Regions from separate parts of the Homo sapiens genome. Here region 2 is linked to region 1. A link is an interaction called in ENCODE POLR2A ChIA-PET data of the cell type or tissue named here. Cell type or tissue: PC-9. All regions are shown on one strand. Links, peaks and the distances in the headings refer to the core of each region. The heading gives the core; the rest is flanking DNA. Region 1 overlaps BANP (BTG3 associated nuclear protein). Region 2 has its middle 67 kb from the start of ZNF469.

What was found. Peaks named below come from ENCODE experiments on the same cell type or tissue, not always from the same donor. Only the 100,000 strongest peaks of a DNase experiment are listed, where the experiment ranks them.
Region 2: POLR2A ChIA-PET joins it to region 1 with 10 read pairs; 2 of 35 experiments call an interaction of 5 or more read pairs at or near these places.

What each region holds. Positions count from the first base shown.
Region 1 is chr16:87,999,099-88,007,424 of GRCh38, reverse strand. It overlaps BANP (BTG3 associated nuclear protein), which reads right to left. Exons shown (of 14, transcript NM_001386991.1): 5 at 3,014-3,130; 6 at 1,160-1,335. Among named protein-coding and RNA genes, the nearest start is that of BANP, 52 kb to the right of the region's middle. RefSeq lists enhancers at 785-1,328, 1,329-1,874, 5,800-6,653, 6,654-7,508. In PC-9, for the core only: no CTCF peak of the experiment used is centred there; no DNase peak of the experiment used is centred there.
Region 2 is chr16:88,312,118-88,320,443 of GRCh38, reverse strand. It overlaps a transcript of ZNF469 not described here. Among named protein-coding and RNA genes, the nearest start is that of ZNF469, 67 kb to the left of the region's middle. RefSeq lists an enhancer at 4,367-4,661. In PC-9, for the core only: no CTCF peak of the experiment used is centred there; a DNase peak (open chromatin) is centred at 4,493; H3K4me3 peaks cover 907 bases; H3K27ac peaks cover 1,007 bases.

The sequences.
Region 1 (8,326 bases), core at 297-8,296:
GAGCCCTGCAGGAGAGAGGCCCCCGCTAGGAGTCCAAGTAGGACAAACAGCTTCACATCCTTCCAGATCTCGGGGGAAATGGGCAATGCATCCTGTGCCATGGAACCCGTGGAAGCTGCGTCCTCTAGCCCAGCAACCTGCCTCTGAGAGCCCACGTCCAGACACTGATCCAAGAGACATGAAAACACAGCAGGCCAATGCTAGTTTCAATAACGAAAGGTTAGAGGGGGCCATCCCTGGAAAGCATCCAGACCTGATGAAATAAGCAAAACTGGCTAAAAATGACTCTGTCCATCTGCACTAACGTGGAAAGATTTCTACTGTGTAGGGGAAAGAAGTGAGTTATAAAATCATAAAATGTGCACCAAAAAACCCCAAAAGGTTTAGAGATCTCAGAATGGTGGGATCACAGTTATTTTCCCTTTAATCTTCATGTTTATACTGTATCACTATCTTTTTTTTTTTTTTTTTTTTTTTGAGACAGAGTCTCTGACGCCCAGGCTAGAGTACAGTGGTGCGATCTCAGCTCACTGCAACCTCTGCCACCCAGGTTCAAGCAATTCTCCCGCCTCAGCCTCCCAAGTAGCTGGGATTACAGGCACCTGTCACCGTGCCCAACTAATTTTTGTAGTTTTAGTAGAGATGGGGTTTCACCATTTTGGCCAGGCTGGTCTTGAACTCCTGACCTCATGATCCACCCGCCTCAGCCTCCCAAAGTGCTGGAATTACAGGTGTGAGCCACTGAGCCTGTCCTATACTGTATCACTTTTTTTTTTTTTTTGAGATGGAGTTTCCTCTATTGCCCAGGCTGGATGCAATGGCATGATCTCGGTTCACCGCAACCTCCACCTCCCAGGCTCAAGCGATTCTCCTGCCTCAGCCTCCCGAGTAGCTGGGATTACAGGCACCTGCCACCACACCCGGCTAATTTTGTATTTTCAGTAGAGACAGGGTTTCTCCATGTTGGCCAGGCTGGTCTCGAACTCCCGACTTCAGGTGATCCGCCCGCCTCAGCCTCCCAAAGTGCTGGGATTACAGGCGTGAGCCACCGCGCCTGGCCACTGTATCACTTCTTTAAAAAACAACAAAATTTCTAAAAGGCAAAACAAACAAACAATTGTACTGGCGCTCTGGCCGAGGAAAGCCGCCCTGGACGCACCTTCCGAGTTCAGGGTGATGAGCGTGACGTTGCTCCCGATGCTCTGACTGCCCGCCTGCCCACAGCTGGACACAGAGTCGCTGGCCTCCGAGCCGCTCTCCCCGTCCTCGTGGTGGCTGTCTTCTTGGCCCGGCACCTTCACCACAATGGTGTTCTGCCGACGCCCAGGCACAGCGCTAAACGGGAAAAAAAACACACCAGCCCGATGTGGTAAGAGCCGCAAGCAGCACGCGAAGGTCAGCGCTTTCCTTATCGCAAAATCTAACTCTGTGTGGACCAGTGGATCACACAGCCTTCCCATACTGCTCTCTCTACCAAGATTAATAGAAACTCCATGGGAGAAAATGGCCTGGGGCTGAAAGAAACTGTATAAAATAAAACTTAACCATTTAAAGAAAATGTTTGTATCACAAAAGGAGTAAAATCATACTCACTGGGACTCAGGCCTAGCATGCTGCCTTCTGAGTTCAGTAGTCATCCCATAAAATGCTGGTAAGAGTCTTTTTTCCGGCGAGGTTAAAGGGAAGACTAAATGAGGAAAACTGTGCCCAGAGGCCTGGGTCAATTCGATCCACGCTGCTGGGCTCGCTGGAGATGGCTCCCCCTCGCAATGCGAGCAGCACTCCCACGTACGCCCACGGGCAAAAAACCCTGACGGGGCTTAAAAAACCCACTGAGATCCCATCGGAGCTGCCATCATCCCAAGGGCTGCTGATGTGGAAGGACAGAACACTGCTAGCAAAGCAGGGCGAGGCCACCTCCACAAGTGCTCAAAAAAAAGGATGATTTAGAGACTTACTACTTCCCTTTTTTAGTGACCCTTTCAACATCCTCTACCGTGGACTGCTACGCACCAGCAGGAGAAAGGAGCACAATTTCTCTATATGCAAAGTCAAAAAAAAGGGTGTTGAAAACACTGGCCGCACCCAGAGGAGGGCGCTGCACTCTGCACTTTCTGGCCTGGATTCTCTAGAGCGCTGTCCACGCTGAACCTGATCTCAACACTGGCCATCTGCCTGGCTGACCTCAGTGCAAAGCCCCTGAGGCACAGCTGACCCTGGCACCTCCTCACCGCCCATCACCAACTCCTCTCCCTTCACCCCACGTATCAGACCCTTGCGACCACAGCTGCGGCCCTGGAGAACTGAGCTAAGACAATACAGAAAGGGGACGAAGCTGGAGGAGGAGGAATCCACAAAGGAGACTGAGAGAAAAAGCAAATAGAACTTTGTGAAGACACAGATGGGAAAGAAAAAGCAACAGCATCCTCAGGGGTTCACGCAGCCCCAGGGGCACTCCTGGGGACAGCAGGGCTTGGATGCCAGCCAGAGGCCACTGCACAGCCTTCCCCTCACACAGAGCGGGGACGGTGTCTTCTGTCCACTCCCACCTCTGACCAAAGTTCCATTCAAAATGTCTCAAGAGAAAAAGGTATAAGAAAAAAGTCATAAACTCAACATGCCTGCACCACTTAGCAACCGTGGGAGAGGGCGTCTGTTTGCCTGACACGCTCTGCACAGACAGACGTGAGGACCACTGAGCTAGGTGGGAGGATGAACGCTTTCACAGACTGCTGTGAGGAGACAGAGCCAGCCCCCTCCACAACCCCGGCCAGCACGAGACACAGAAGTCCCCGGCGGCAGCTGCCCCTGGTGTGGCTGGACTCAGCATTCAGCATCGCCCAGCCTGCCCTCCCCGACCTCAGAGAGCTGGGGCGGTGCCTGCCAGGCTCAACCCTGTGACCACAGAGATGAAGCGTGTGCTGGACTGTGCCCTGGCTTAGGGACGTTGACTTATTCTCATGGGACTCCGCACAGTGGCAGGGAAAGGTGGGGTTGGTGCCGTGCTACTGACTTGCTAATGACATTTTCCAGGGAATCCGGTGCCCTGTTGCTCAAGGGGTCTTCCATCTTGGCTACAATGGCGTTCTGCCGATCATTGTTGAGTATTACTGTAGTCTGGGGGACGACGCTAGGGAACAAAAGAATCACAAAGAAAAAGAAGGCCTTAAAACAACAACATTCATGGTAAGAGCACATAAGAGTCATTCAACACAGTCCACTCCCAGGGACCCGCACTGAGGGGGAGGCCTAAGAGTCATTCAACATAGTCCACTCCCAGGGACCCGTCCTGAGGGGGAAGGAGCCCCAAATGCTAAGGAAGAATAAACTGGAGATGGGGTTTTTAGCAGAACGTAACTTTTCCTAATTGTTGGTGATCTGTCTGCACAACTGGATAGCACAGGACAGCTGGGCTGAGGATGCTGAACTTGTGACAGAATAGACTGCAACCGCACCAGCTGTTATCGCACCCAGTTAATAAAGCTTCTAGGGTGGCACACTTGCATGAGAACTGGCTTGACATTTTCAGTCACTCCATCCCAACTCATTCCTATGGGACAGATCTAACGTTCGTAACCACGTAAGTGTTGGTATCATTCCAAAACGGTAGCGCCCTGGAAAGAAAGGGGCAAACATCACGTTGGACTTGGGATGGAAGGACACACATGCTGCCTCCAGGTCCTGCAGGAACATGTGTGAGCTACAACCAAAGGGCTCAGGGTTCTGCTTTGAAGGAAAAGATTCTACAAAAGAACAGACCATGGCCCAGAAACCAGCAAGCCTGGCGCCACCCTGGAGGAAGCACGAGTGTGTTCAGACAGGCGGCAGCTAACACAGCTTCATCTCAAAGTACAGACTCACCCACAGTTTTCAATCATGCGTTTTTAAGCCTTAGCACTTTCTGGTCACAAGGGATATCTAAGGTCCGCTTTGTTGTGGAAGGCTGGGGAGAGAAAGAACTAGCACTAGAAACACAACGTGATTATCACCTGACAATAAAACTCCATTCTTGGATTTCACTCTCCAAAAACCAACCTGGGAAGCCTGCCTTTCTGTGATCTGCACATAGGAAATTCTAGCCTAGTATCACTGTAACTGTCCCCACATTGAGTGCCAGCACAGCACCACGCCATGCTCAAGTAAATCACAGGACCACCAGGTTTTCTCCTAAAATAAAGGCATAATCAACTCCATTTCATTCAAAAATATTATTTTTTAAATTCCTCTACTTGTTATTGGTGACACCTAACGTTAACACAGCAAAACCTGACAAATGACCTATAGGTCAGGTATGGAAAGTAACCCAGGTGGCTTTTGGCTTGGTCACCACAGTCACCTACAGGCTGTGACAGTCCTATGCTCCTCAGAGATGTAGAACTGGAGAGGCTACCTGACTTGCACGAGCTTGGTATGTTCCCCAAGTGGAGGCTATGGAACACTGGTGGCCCCGGGATCCTAGGCTCACAGCATGTGGGAAGGCTGGTGTCCCCGGGATCCTAGGCTCACAGCATGTCCACACATGCATTTATTCTCTCCCCCCATGAGCAACTGAAGAAGGACGGTGCTGCTGAGAAGCCAACAGTCCCCTAATGACTATTCACAGTGGCCACTGGCACACTGACAGTCTGAGAAGAAATTTTAATAGAGTAAAATGTATTCAGGCCACCATTTGGCAAGGTCATTTGACCAAATATACCTTTTTTTTCCTTGAAGATCCTTATTAAGGTGAAGGAAATCATATTCTAAGACAACCAGCTCCCAACTGGAATAATGTGCCCCTCGGGTGCCCCACAGCTTCTGGGGGGCTCATGGATGCAAACAGCTCTCAGCAACGCAGTCTCCAGATCCCCACCTTCCAGAATGTCCTGTTGCCTAAAGATGACTCTCCTTGAGCGAGTATCTCAATGTGTGTGTTCCCTTCCACAAAGCCCTTTTCCCACCTAAAAAACAACCTCTGCTCTGAACACACTGGATGCACCATCCACCTAGGGCACAGACCCCAGGAGCCAGCGCAGGGCCACCTGAACACCAGCACGGGCGTGACAAAACCAGCACCTCACCGGCTGACTAGAAAGCCCTTGGTAAGTCAGCTGGGTTGCAATCTTTGCTTTCAACAAAATAGACAGAGATCATCAAAAACAGTTTCTGAGGACAGACCACTGAGACCCCTGGCACACAACTCAAAGAAGCCAAGGACTCCTTCCTCTCCCACATATTACCGATGGGACCCAAGTTTCCCAGCACCCAGAGTTATAAAAACCAAAAACAGCAGGACCAACATGGAATCCTGTCTCATCTAAGCAGTCAAACATAATCATCCATTGATTCAATAATTAACCAAAAAGCCCTATCCAGCTCTTCAAAAATACATTCCTAGTATTTTATTATCAAGAATTAGTTCTAAGTGGGTGACATATTCACGTTCTTCTGTTCAACCATTGTAGTTGAACAAATCTGGATTGAACCTTCAATCCAGAAGGTTTTTTTTTTTTTGTTTTTTTGTTTTTTTTTAGCACTTAGGGCCTTATGGTTAGGAACATAAATTTTTTCAGCTTCGATCTACATCCCTATTTCTGTTGCAAATGCATACGACAGCCAGGCTAACAGGATAAAATTTTGTGAGGGAAATGAAATGGAAACGAAAATTCAAAGAAAAGAAAAGTGACATAACATTCGACTGCCAAAAGCTCATTGGTGAGACGTTCAAAATCCATCATGATATTTAGATTATAATGGAAAAATTAAAAAAATAAATAAACCAGTTTTGTTTTTAAAGATCAATATTATAATATGCTGTAAAAGTAAATTATTTTAATGTTTAAAAAATGCCAGAAACTACACGCTTTCAACTAACGCGATTTAAATCAACCTCAAATTGCACAAAAGAATACTTTTTTTAAATTATGGAACATCTTTATCACATTAAGGAGGATGCAGTCCCTATCTAAGGACCGATGTGGAAAAAGTGCCACAACAATACTAAGTGACAAAAAACACAGCTAAGTCCAGCTGCGCATGTATGTGCATGGAGATGTGTCTGGAAGGACAGGTAAGTCCAGCCACGCACGTGCGTGCATGGAGACGTGTCTGGGTATCTGGAAGGACAGGTAAGTCTAGCCGCGCACGTGCGTGCATGTTGACGTGTCTGGGTGTCTGGAAGGACAGGTAAGTCCAGCCGCGCACGTGCGTGCATGGAGACGTGTCTGGGTGTCTGGAAGGACAGGTAAGTACAGCCGCACACGTGCGTGCATGGAGATGTGTCTGGAAGGACAGGTAAGTACAGCCGCGCACGTGCGTGCATGGAGACGTGTCTGGAAGGCCTGGTAAGTACAGCCGTGCAAGTGCGTGCATGGAGACGTGTCTGGAAGGACAGGTAAGTACAGCCGCGCACGTGCGTGCATGGAGACGTGTCTGGAAGGCCTGGTAAGTACAGCCGCGCACGTGCGGGCATGGAGACGTGTCTGGAAGGACAGGTAAGTACAGCCGCGCACATGCGTGCATGGAGACGTGTCTGGGTGTCTGGAAGGACAGGCAAGTACAGCCGCGCACGTGCGTGCATGGAGACACGTCTGGAAGGACAGGTAAGTCCAGCCGCGCATGTGCGTGCATGGAGACGTGTCTGGGTGTCTGGAAGGACAGGTAAGTACAGCCGTGCACGTGCGTGCATGGAGACGTGTCTGGAAGGACAGGTAAGTACAGCCGCGCACGTGCGTGCATGGAGACGTGTCTGGAAGGACAGGTGAGTCCAGCCGCGCACGTGCGGGCATGGAGACGTGTCTGGAAGGACAGGTGAGTCCAGCCGCGCACGTGCGTGCATGGAGACGTGTCTGGGTGTCTGGAAGGACAGGTAAGTACAGCCGCGCACGTGCGTGCATGGAGACACGTCTGGAAGGACAGGTAAGTACAGCCGCGCACGTGCGTGTATGGAGACGCGTCTGGAAGGACAGGTAAGTACAGCCGCGCACGTGCGTGCATGGAGACGTGTCTGGGTGTCTGGAAGGACAGGTAAGTACAGCCGCGCACGTGCGTGCATGGAGACGTGTCTGGGTGTCTGGAAGGACAGGTAAGTACAGCCGCGCACGTGCGTGCATGGAGACGTGTCTGGGTGTCTGGAAGGACAGGTAAGTACAGCCGCGCACGTGCGTGCATGGAGACGTGTCTGGAAGGACAGGTGAGTACAGCCGCGCACGTGCGTGCATGGAGACGTGTCTGGAAGGCCTGGTAAGTACAGCCGTGCAAGTGCGTGCATGGAGACGTGTCTGGAAGGACAGGTAAGTACAGCCGCGCACGTGCGTGCATGGAGACGTGTCTGGAAGGCCTGGTAAGTACAGCCGCGCACGTGCGGGCATGGAGACGTGTCTGGAAGGACAGGTAAGTACAGCCGCGCACATGCGTGCATGGAGACGTGTCTGGGTGTCTGGAAGGACAGGCAAGTACAGCCGCGCACGTGCGTGCATGGAGACACGTCTGGAAGGACAGGTAAGTCCAGCCGCGCACGTGCGTGCATGGAGACGTGTCTGGGTGTCTGGAAGGACAGGTAAGTACAGCCGTGCACGTGCGTGCATGGAGACGTGTCTGGAAGGACAGGTAAGTACAGCCGCGCACGTGCGTGCATGGAGACGTGTCTGGAAGGACAGGTGAGTCCAGCCGCGCACGTGCGGGCATGGAGACGTGTCTGGAAGGACAGGTGAGTCCAGCCGCGCACGTGCGTGCATGGAGACGTGTCTGGGTGTCTGGAAGGACAGGTAAGTACAGCCGCGCACGTGCGTGCATGGAGACACGTCTGGAAGGACAGGTAAGTACAGCCGCGCACGTGCGTGTATGGAGACGCGTCTGGAAGGACAGGTAAGTCCAGCCGCGCACGTGCGTGCATGGAGACGTGTCTGGGTGTCTGGAAGGACAGGTAAGTCCAGCCGCGCACGTGCGTGCATGGAGACGTGTCTGGGTGTCTGGAAGGACAGGTAAGTCCAGCCGCGCACGTGCGTGCATGGAGACGTGTCTGGGTGTCTGGAAGGACAGGTAAGTCCAGCCGCGCACGTGCGTGCATGGAGACGTGTCTGGAAGGACAGGTAAGTACAGCCGCGCATGTGCGTGCATGGAGACGTGTCTGGAAGGCCTGGTAAGTACAGCCGTGCAAGTGCATGCATGGAGACGTGTCTGGAAGGACAGGTAAGTACAGCCGCGCACGTGCGTGCATGGAGACGTGTCTGGAAGGCCTGGTAAGTACAGCCGCGCACGTGCGGGCATGGAGATGTGTCTGGAAGGACAGGTAAGTACAGCCATGCACGTGCATGCATGGAGACGTGTCTGGGTGTCTGGAAGGACA
Region 2 (8,326 bases), core at 189-8,188, 310 kb before region 1:
CCATTGCACTCCAGCCTGGGCGACAGAGCAAGATTCTGTCTCCGAGAAAAAAGAAAAAAGAATAAAGAATCTCGTGGTCAGCCTTTAAGAAATGCTGATGAAGACGCAAGGCCTCACTGTTAACAATAATTATTACCATTAGAGTAAACGCAGGCTTCCCATCATGAGGGCAGTGTAATCAGCAGGAACATTCTGAAGATGACATTTAAAACCCCGAGTCTCCCTAGGATTATATAAATTGGGTGGAATTATCACTTAGTAAACACGTGCAAGGCACTCAGCCTGTTTAACTTCTGCCACGGCAAGCAGCTTCCCCCGTGCTCTGTAAATGTCCCACCTGCTTTTGAATGGCTGCATAATGCTCCATGAGTGGAGGCCTGGCCATGCTTTGAATTATCCCCCGCTGTTGGACATTTGGGGGGTGCCTGTTATCATGGCCTGTGTGGCGAGGAGTCAGGCTTCAGGCCGGGGAGATGCCAGATGGGAGGAAACCCTCACTGACCCCACATGAGGGTCAGGAGCCCACCATTCTGGCTTTGGAGACTGGAGAAAACCTTTCCTTGGAAGATAGGGGCCTGAGGCCCAGCTCCTCACCCAGCAGCTTGGTCTCCACCAGAGTCAGGGTCCCACCTGTAGGGCAGGGGAGTCCTCTAGCTGCGAAGCTGGGCTGCAGGGAGGCCTGGGGGCCGGCTCCTGACCACTCAGCGTGTCCTGTTATTCTCCCTGCAGCATCCACAAACCCAAGGCGTCGAGTTTGCACGACCCACAGACGGGGCTTCCTAGGGAGGGCTGGAAATGGTGGATGGGGAGGAGAAGGGTGGCAGGGAGCCAAGGGGGCTACCTGAGGCCCTAGGAGGGCAGCCTGGGGAGTGGCCCCGCTGCTTCCCCTCTGAGAGGCGCTGCACATGGAAAAGGGATCATTGGCAGGACCCGGGCGCATCAGCAGGGCCTGTGCTCACTCTGTTCAGGAGGGCCCCCACCTTCCGAGGCCTCGGACTGCCTCCTCCTCCCTGGGGGAGCAGCCCCCTCCTCCCGGGGCCCAATCCTTGCACCTCCTGTGTGGCTCCGCCCAAGAAAGTCTCCTGGCCCTGCAGACGAGGAGCCCCCTTCGGCTCAGTCAGGGGCCTGAGTGCATTTGTTTAGGCGACACTGGTGAGGAAGAACCTCAGAAAGGCAGGTGTCCAGGTCTCGGCCACCTGCAAGGCCCCCTCGGAGGTGAGGCCAAGGGGGACAGTGTGGGCAGCCAGACACCCAGACCCTCTTCCATCTGTCTGTGAGGAGCCCGAACCCCAAATCCAGAATCCGCAGGACAGTGGCCGGTCATGGGAAGGCATGCATCGGAAGCCTGAGGCAGAGTCCCATCCTGCCCCAGCCTGGTGGCCAAGGCCCTCTTGACCCCAGCTGGCAATACAAAATGACCTGCTAGGAAAGCCCTGGGGTGCCCCGTCTGGTCCTGACCCCCAGGTAATGAGACTTTTGGGCTCCCAAACAAAAGCAAGTTTATCTCTGGGTGTCATACAGCTGACATCTGAAGATGCTGCTGCCCTGGTGAGGACGGTCACCACGTGAGGGCCAAGCTGTTTGCATGATGGCCGTCTGGACGCTGGGGCTTCTCCCCCTTGCACGCGCTGTTCGGGATTTGGCAGTGGTCCTTCTGCACAGACTCCCTCCCTCGCATGCTTTCCAAGGGAGCATCCCCTCCTCCGAGCTCCAAGATCTCAGACTCCTCCCTTGGCAGAGCAGCCAGCCGTGGCTGAGCTCTGTCCTCTCCCCACGGCACAGGCCAGGGAGGGAGGCAGCCCAGGTGTGGGACACGCCAGGAGTTCTTACTTCATGAGCAACAGAACCCAGAAAATGGTCCCCTTCTTGATCCCCCACCCCACTCCTGCCCTTGGCAGGCAGGGGCCACCGCGTCTCCCTGACTTGCTAAAGGGCTGGGGGGAGAATTGCCTGATCCTGAGATGCAGCTGGGGCAGAGGACACCGCCAGCTCCTCCCCTGATCCTGAGATGCAGCTGGGGCAGAGGACACCGCTGGCTCTTCCCCGCTTACCGAATGGGCACAGAGCATGGAGAGGAGGAAGGGGGGGCAGCGTCTCCAGGAGGAGGCTGGGCTGGAGGGGGCCAGGCTAAAAAGGGCAGCCCCTGCCGAATGTAACAGACCCGGGCCCACTGGGGGCTTTGCAGTTGGTATACCCACAGCCACAGCCGCAGCTCCATGGAACGCGCCCTGGAGAACCAGCGGCCTCCCTCCAGCCCAGGCTGGGCCCGAAGATCTGGGAGAGAAGGGCTGAGAGGGTGGAGCTGCCACCGGCTGTCCAAACCTGAGAGGCCCAAGCCACGGGCAGGGATCGCAGGTCCCTCTCCTCATGGGGACAGTGGCAGATTCTGTGGCAATAAAAGTAACTTGTCATTAAAGGACAGCAGAGGACAGGGCTGGGGCCAGGAGGAGGAAGCAGGAGGAAAGGCCATGCTCTGAGTGCCAAGGCACGGGGACCTCACCCCACCATCACCCTCAAGACCTAGGTTCACCCCTGTCCCAGGGAGAAAGATGACACCGAGCTCTGAGACAGGCCCGGTTCAGCGGCGCAGAGAGCAGGAGGAAGTATGGTGAATCCTTAAACAGAACCAGATGGGATTTGGGAGATAAAGAGGGAATTTCTGGAAGGTTCCTGTAAGTTCCTGGGGACTCAAGTCACGGTCAAGGGAAAGGCGTCTGGGAAGCTGCACATGGACTTCCTGTGGTTGAGAGGACAGTTGTGGCTGGAAGCCAGAGTGAGGAAAGAGAAGGCCTCTGCACCGGCCAGAGAGCTGTGCAGGGCGGCTGCCGGCGGGCACTGCCCCTCAACCCCAACACCCAAGCCTCAGCACGATGGAGACTACATCTGCACCAGGTCGGGAGAATGCCAGGAGAGACCCCTCCCAGGGAAGGGTCTCCTGGACCACAGGCCCGTGGCCCTACCTCTGTTTTCAGAGGATGCGAAACTCTTCCAACCTTCACCAGCCAGGTTCCGAGGCTCCACCCTGCCCCTGGCCAGCGTGCAAAGGTGAAAATGCACAGGGTCCCCCTAGGACCACGTTTCACCCGCAGAAGAATGGAACAGGTGAGGTGCTGTGAGCATCTGCCCTGGGGAGAAGGCAGAAGGAGGCTCCACGGAGAAGAGGGTGTCTGAAGTAGGCTTTGGCATGTGAGTCGGTGTTCATCACGCTGGAGAGGCAGTTGGGAACTGCTTCGGCTCCCCACCCTGCCTGACAGCTGAGGGCCAGGCCAGCATGTGGGGAAAGGGCTTCAGCCCTGAGATCAGTTGGATTCCATCAAACTGGGGTGGGGGCTGCCCATGTGGCGCTCTCCTCAAGCCTCTGGCCGGCCGGCCCCTCTCTCTGCCAGAGCCCCACCATCTACAGTTTATTATCTGGGTGGAGCATTGCCCCTTCCAGCTGGGTTGGGAGGGAGAATGCCGAGGTCAGGTGTTCTGGGTTTAGAGCTGGAGAGCGCGTGGGATCTGGAGTTTTCTGTGGGGGTGCATCCTTCTCAAGGAGGACCCCAGCTTCGATAGGTTCCCAGCATGCTGGGCAATGCGGCACTGAGACAGCACCCAGGCTGGGTGCAGTGGCTCACGCCTGTAATCCCAGCACTTTGGGAGGCTGAGGCGGGTGGATCACTTGAGGTCAGGAGTTTGAAACCAGCCTGGCCAACGTGGTGAAACCCTGTCTGTACTAAAAACACAAAAATTAGCTGGGCGTGGTGGCGGGCGCCTGTAATCCCAGCCACTCGGGAGGCTGAGGCAGGAGAATCGCTTGAACCCCAGAGGTGGAGGTTGCAGTGAGCCAAGATCGTGTCACTGCACTCCAGCCTGAGCGACAGAACGAGACTCTGTCTCAAAAAAAAAAAAAAAAAAAGACAGCACCTATACTCAGTGCTCACCAGCCAAGCTGACGCACACTGGCTGAGCAGCAGGGAGCCCAGGCCCACCGTCGGGGTGTCTGCATGTCAGATCACATCACCCTCATGAAAACCCCGGAAGGAGTGTTACTCCCAGGGCAGAGAAGTGGGAAGAGCCGTGCCAAGGTGAGCTGGATGCAAGGCTGGCGTCTGGCCCCACGAGCGTGGTGCACCATCCCATCCTAAAGGTGGCAGATGCTGGCGGGCAGACCAGGGCTGGCAGCTGCGATCACACTCGCCCAAGGTATAAAAGGTACGTCCAGATTCCTGGACCCAGCCCTGCGGGTTCTGACTTAGGACTGTTCAAAACGTATGAAAACTGCCCCGGAGATTCCGGTGAGGAGGACGGACCTGGGGGAAGCTGCTCCTGCCTTTCAGACTGGCGAGTAGTGAGGGGCGGCCGGCCCTGCTCTCTGCCCACCCGGGGCTGTGGTGGCAGCATGTGCCCTGGTGACGCGTGGTCCAGGTGCCGCCCTACAGAGCTGCAGGTGCATGGCCGTGATCACAGCCTTTCCTCAGTGGTGCAGGCGCCGGGGGTGGGGTCAGGGCCTTGTGCACTTCCAGGTTTCCTCTGGAACGTCCGGAGCAGGCAGCCTGGGCGGGCGAGGCCCTGTGTGTGACTCAGCAGGAGGGGGAGGGCCTGGAGGACCAGCTGCTCTTCCTGCCGCTGCTCCGTGTCTCCCACCCCCTTGGCCTCCAAGGACCCCAGCCCAGGCCTGCTCTTGTCTTGGAAACCAACCCAGGCCAGGAGGTCGAGGGCTGTCCTTTGAACCCTGGGGGCTTTAGAAGCTGATCGGCTGAGTGAGGGTCCTCCCTCCCCCACCTTCTGCACAGGCAGACGCACGGATGTGCACTTCCCCAGCCCTGGACTAGGATGGCCACCCTCCTTCTGGGGTCACAGGGAGGCCTGAGAGCTCCTGGGCCCTGCTCCCTCCTCTGCAAAGTCACCTGGCCACGCCCTTGGTCACCATGGCGATAAAATGGTCCAACAGAGGCAGCGGGCTCTGCAAAGAACAAACAGAAGCTTCATCTCCCCCTGTGCCAGGGTGAGCGTCAGGCCAGAGTCCATCCAGGCGTTGTGTGCGTGCGTGGCCTGGCAGCGATGGAGAAGATGACGGCCCCCACTTCCTGGGTCTGTGTGCATGTGTGGCCCAACAGTGACACACAGGATGGTGGCCCTGCTTTCTAGGTCTGGGGCCAGTGCCGTGCCAGCCCCTGCCCCAGGGACCTCAGAGGGCACCAACACTCCGACCACACAGATCTCGTGCGCCCGTTTCACAGTGAGGAAAACCAAGCCGCACAACCTTAGGTGACTTGCCCTGGAGCCCTGGCCCTCGGGGGAGACCTTCCTGCCCCTGGCTCTCACCAAAATATAATCTAGGGTCAGAGAGGAAAATCATATCTCATTCAAAACTCCAGGTCAGATCGAGGAGGACACTTCCTCAGCATAATTACAGAGATGATAGTCCACACCAGCATCATCATAATCACAGAGATATTCTACACCAGCATCATCTTAATTACAGAGACAGCCCACACCAGCACTGCCTGAATTACAGAGATGACAGTCCACACCAGCATCATCATAATCACAGAGATATTCCACACCAGCATCATCTTAATTACAGAGACAGCCCACACCAGCACTGCCTGAATTACAGAGATGACAGTCCACACCAGCATCATCATAATCACAGAGATATTCCACACCAGCATCATCTTAATTACAGAGATAGCCCACACCAGCACTGCCTGAATTACAGAGATGACAGTCCACACCAGCATCATCATAATCACAGAGATATTCCACACCAGCATCATCGTAATTACAGAGACAGCCCACACCAGCACTGCCTGAATTACAGAGATGACAGTCCACACCAGCACTGACTGAATCACAGAGATGACAGTCCACAGCAGCACTGCCTGAATTACAGAGATGACAGTCCACACCAGCATCATCATAATCACAGAGATATTCTACACCAGCATCATCTTAATTACAGAGACAGCCCACACCAGCACTGCCTGAATTACAGAGATGACAGTCCACACCAGCACTGCCTGAATTACAGAGATGACAGTCCACACCAGCATCATCATAATCACAGAGATATTCTACACCAGCATCATCTTAATTACAGAGACAGCCCACACCAGCGCTGCCTGAATTACAGAGATGACAGTCCACAGCAGCACTGCCTGAATTACAGAGATGATAGTCCACACCAGCATCATCATAATCACAGAGATATTCTACACCAGCATCATCTTAATTACAGAGACAGCCCACACCAGCACTGCCTGAATTACAGAGATGACAGTCCACACCAGCACTGCCTGAATTACAGAGATGACAGTCCACACCAGCACTGCCTGAATTACAGAGATGACAGTCCACAGCAGCATCATCATAATCACAGAGATATTCTACACCAGCATCATCTTAATTACAGAGACAGCCCACACCAGCACTGCCTGAATTACAGAGATGACAGTCCACACCAGCATCATCATAATCACAGAGATATTCCACACCAGCATCATCTTAATTACAGAGACAGCCCACATCAGCACTGCCTGAATTACAGAGATGACAGTCCACACAAGCATCATCATAATCACAGAGATATTCTACACCAGCATCATCTTAATTACAGAGACAGCCCACACCAGCACTGCCTGAATTACAGAGATGACAGTCCACAGCAGCACTGCCTGAATTACAGAGATGACAGTCCACAGCAGCACTGCCTGAATTACAGAGATGACAGTCCACACCAGCACTGCCTGAATTACAGAGATGACAGTCTACACCAGCATTGTCTTAATTACAGAGAGAGTCCACACCAGCATTATCATAATCACACAGACAGTCCACACCAGCATCATCTTAATTACAGAGATAGAGTCCACACCATCATTGTCTTAATTACAGAGATAGATAGTCCACACCAGCATTGTCTTAATTACAGAGACAGCCCACACCAGCATCGTCTTAATTACAGAGACAGTCCACACCAGCATCGTCTTAATTACAGATAGTGAAATAAGACAGAGATATTCACTAGGATTGAACATTTTTTGGAGGGATGGGCGGATGCAATTGGACTAGAGAAAGAATTACAAGGTATAAAAATTGAAAAAGAGCAGAGAAAATGATCACCATTTTAGTTGATATGATTACATATCTGGAAAATGAACAGAGTTCATGAAGATGACTGGTTAGAGTAAGATATTCAAATATCAACAGCTTTCTCATATATAATTAGATAGAAAATATAATGAGAGATCAAATTTATAACAGCAACAAAAAGATATCTCAGAAAAAACTTAGGAAATGTGCCTCAGCCACATGAAGGGAACTTGGAGGCACAGCGGAGGGATGCTCAAAATGCCCGAATCAAGGGAAGACCCTAACACTGACCCTGACCGTGACCCTGACCAGGAGCCACGATAATAACAAATATGTCAGTTATCCCTAGATCAGGCTGCAGAGTCAATCAGCTCCTTTTTCCTATACCAACAATTATTTCTGGAACTAAGTAAGTTGAGTCTAAAGTTCATATGGAAAAATAAACATCCAGGCCATCCTAGAATAATTCGTGAGGGCATGGAGGCGTGGAGTCCATGGCGCACCAGCATGGCTTGCAAAGCTACTGTAGTAAAATGCGGTTTGGGGCTGGTATGAAGATGGGTGGACCCATCAGTGGAACAAGGCAGACGCATTGACTGCGTTGTAAAGGCAGCATTTCAAATGGTCTTGGCACAGCTGGCTCACCCCCTAGACAAAGGAAAAATGGCGTCTCTCCCTCAAATCAAAGACTTAAGGGCAAAAAAACAAAAGCACTAGAAGAAATCATGAAAGATGTTTCTAACAAAATAATTTCAGCATGCGCAAGGCCTTTTGAAGAATGAAACAAAACACAGGAAGCTTAAAAGGAGGTGGGTATATGTGACCACATAAAATAAGGGTCTTAAAGCCAACACAAATGAACAAAACACAGGCACACGAGCAAGTGAAGAATTGGGGAGAAATTTGGCAACTTATATATCAGAAACAGGGGATTAAAGAAACAACAAAAAGAGTAAGTTACAGACCAACCCGTCAAGAGACAAATGGGCAAATGGCCTGAGAAGCTGGTGCAAGAAGGTAAATCCCAGCAACCTATAACCACATGAGAACAGGCTGAGCCTCCTGGGAATTAGAACTACCGTACTGATAGGCTTTGGCTGTGTCCCCACCCAAATCTCATCTTGAACTGTAGTTCCCATAATTCCCTTGTGTTGTGGGAGGGACCAGGTGGGAGATAATTGAATCATGGGGGTGGTTTCCCCCATACTGTTCTCATGGTACTGAAGAAGTCTCATGAGATCTGATGGGT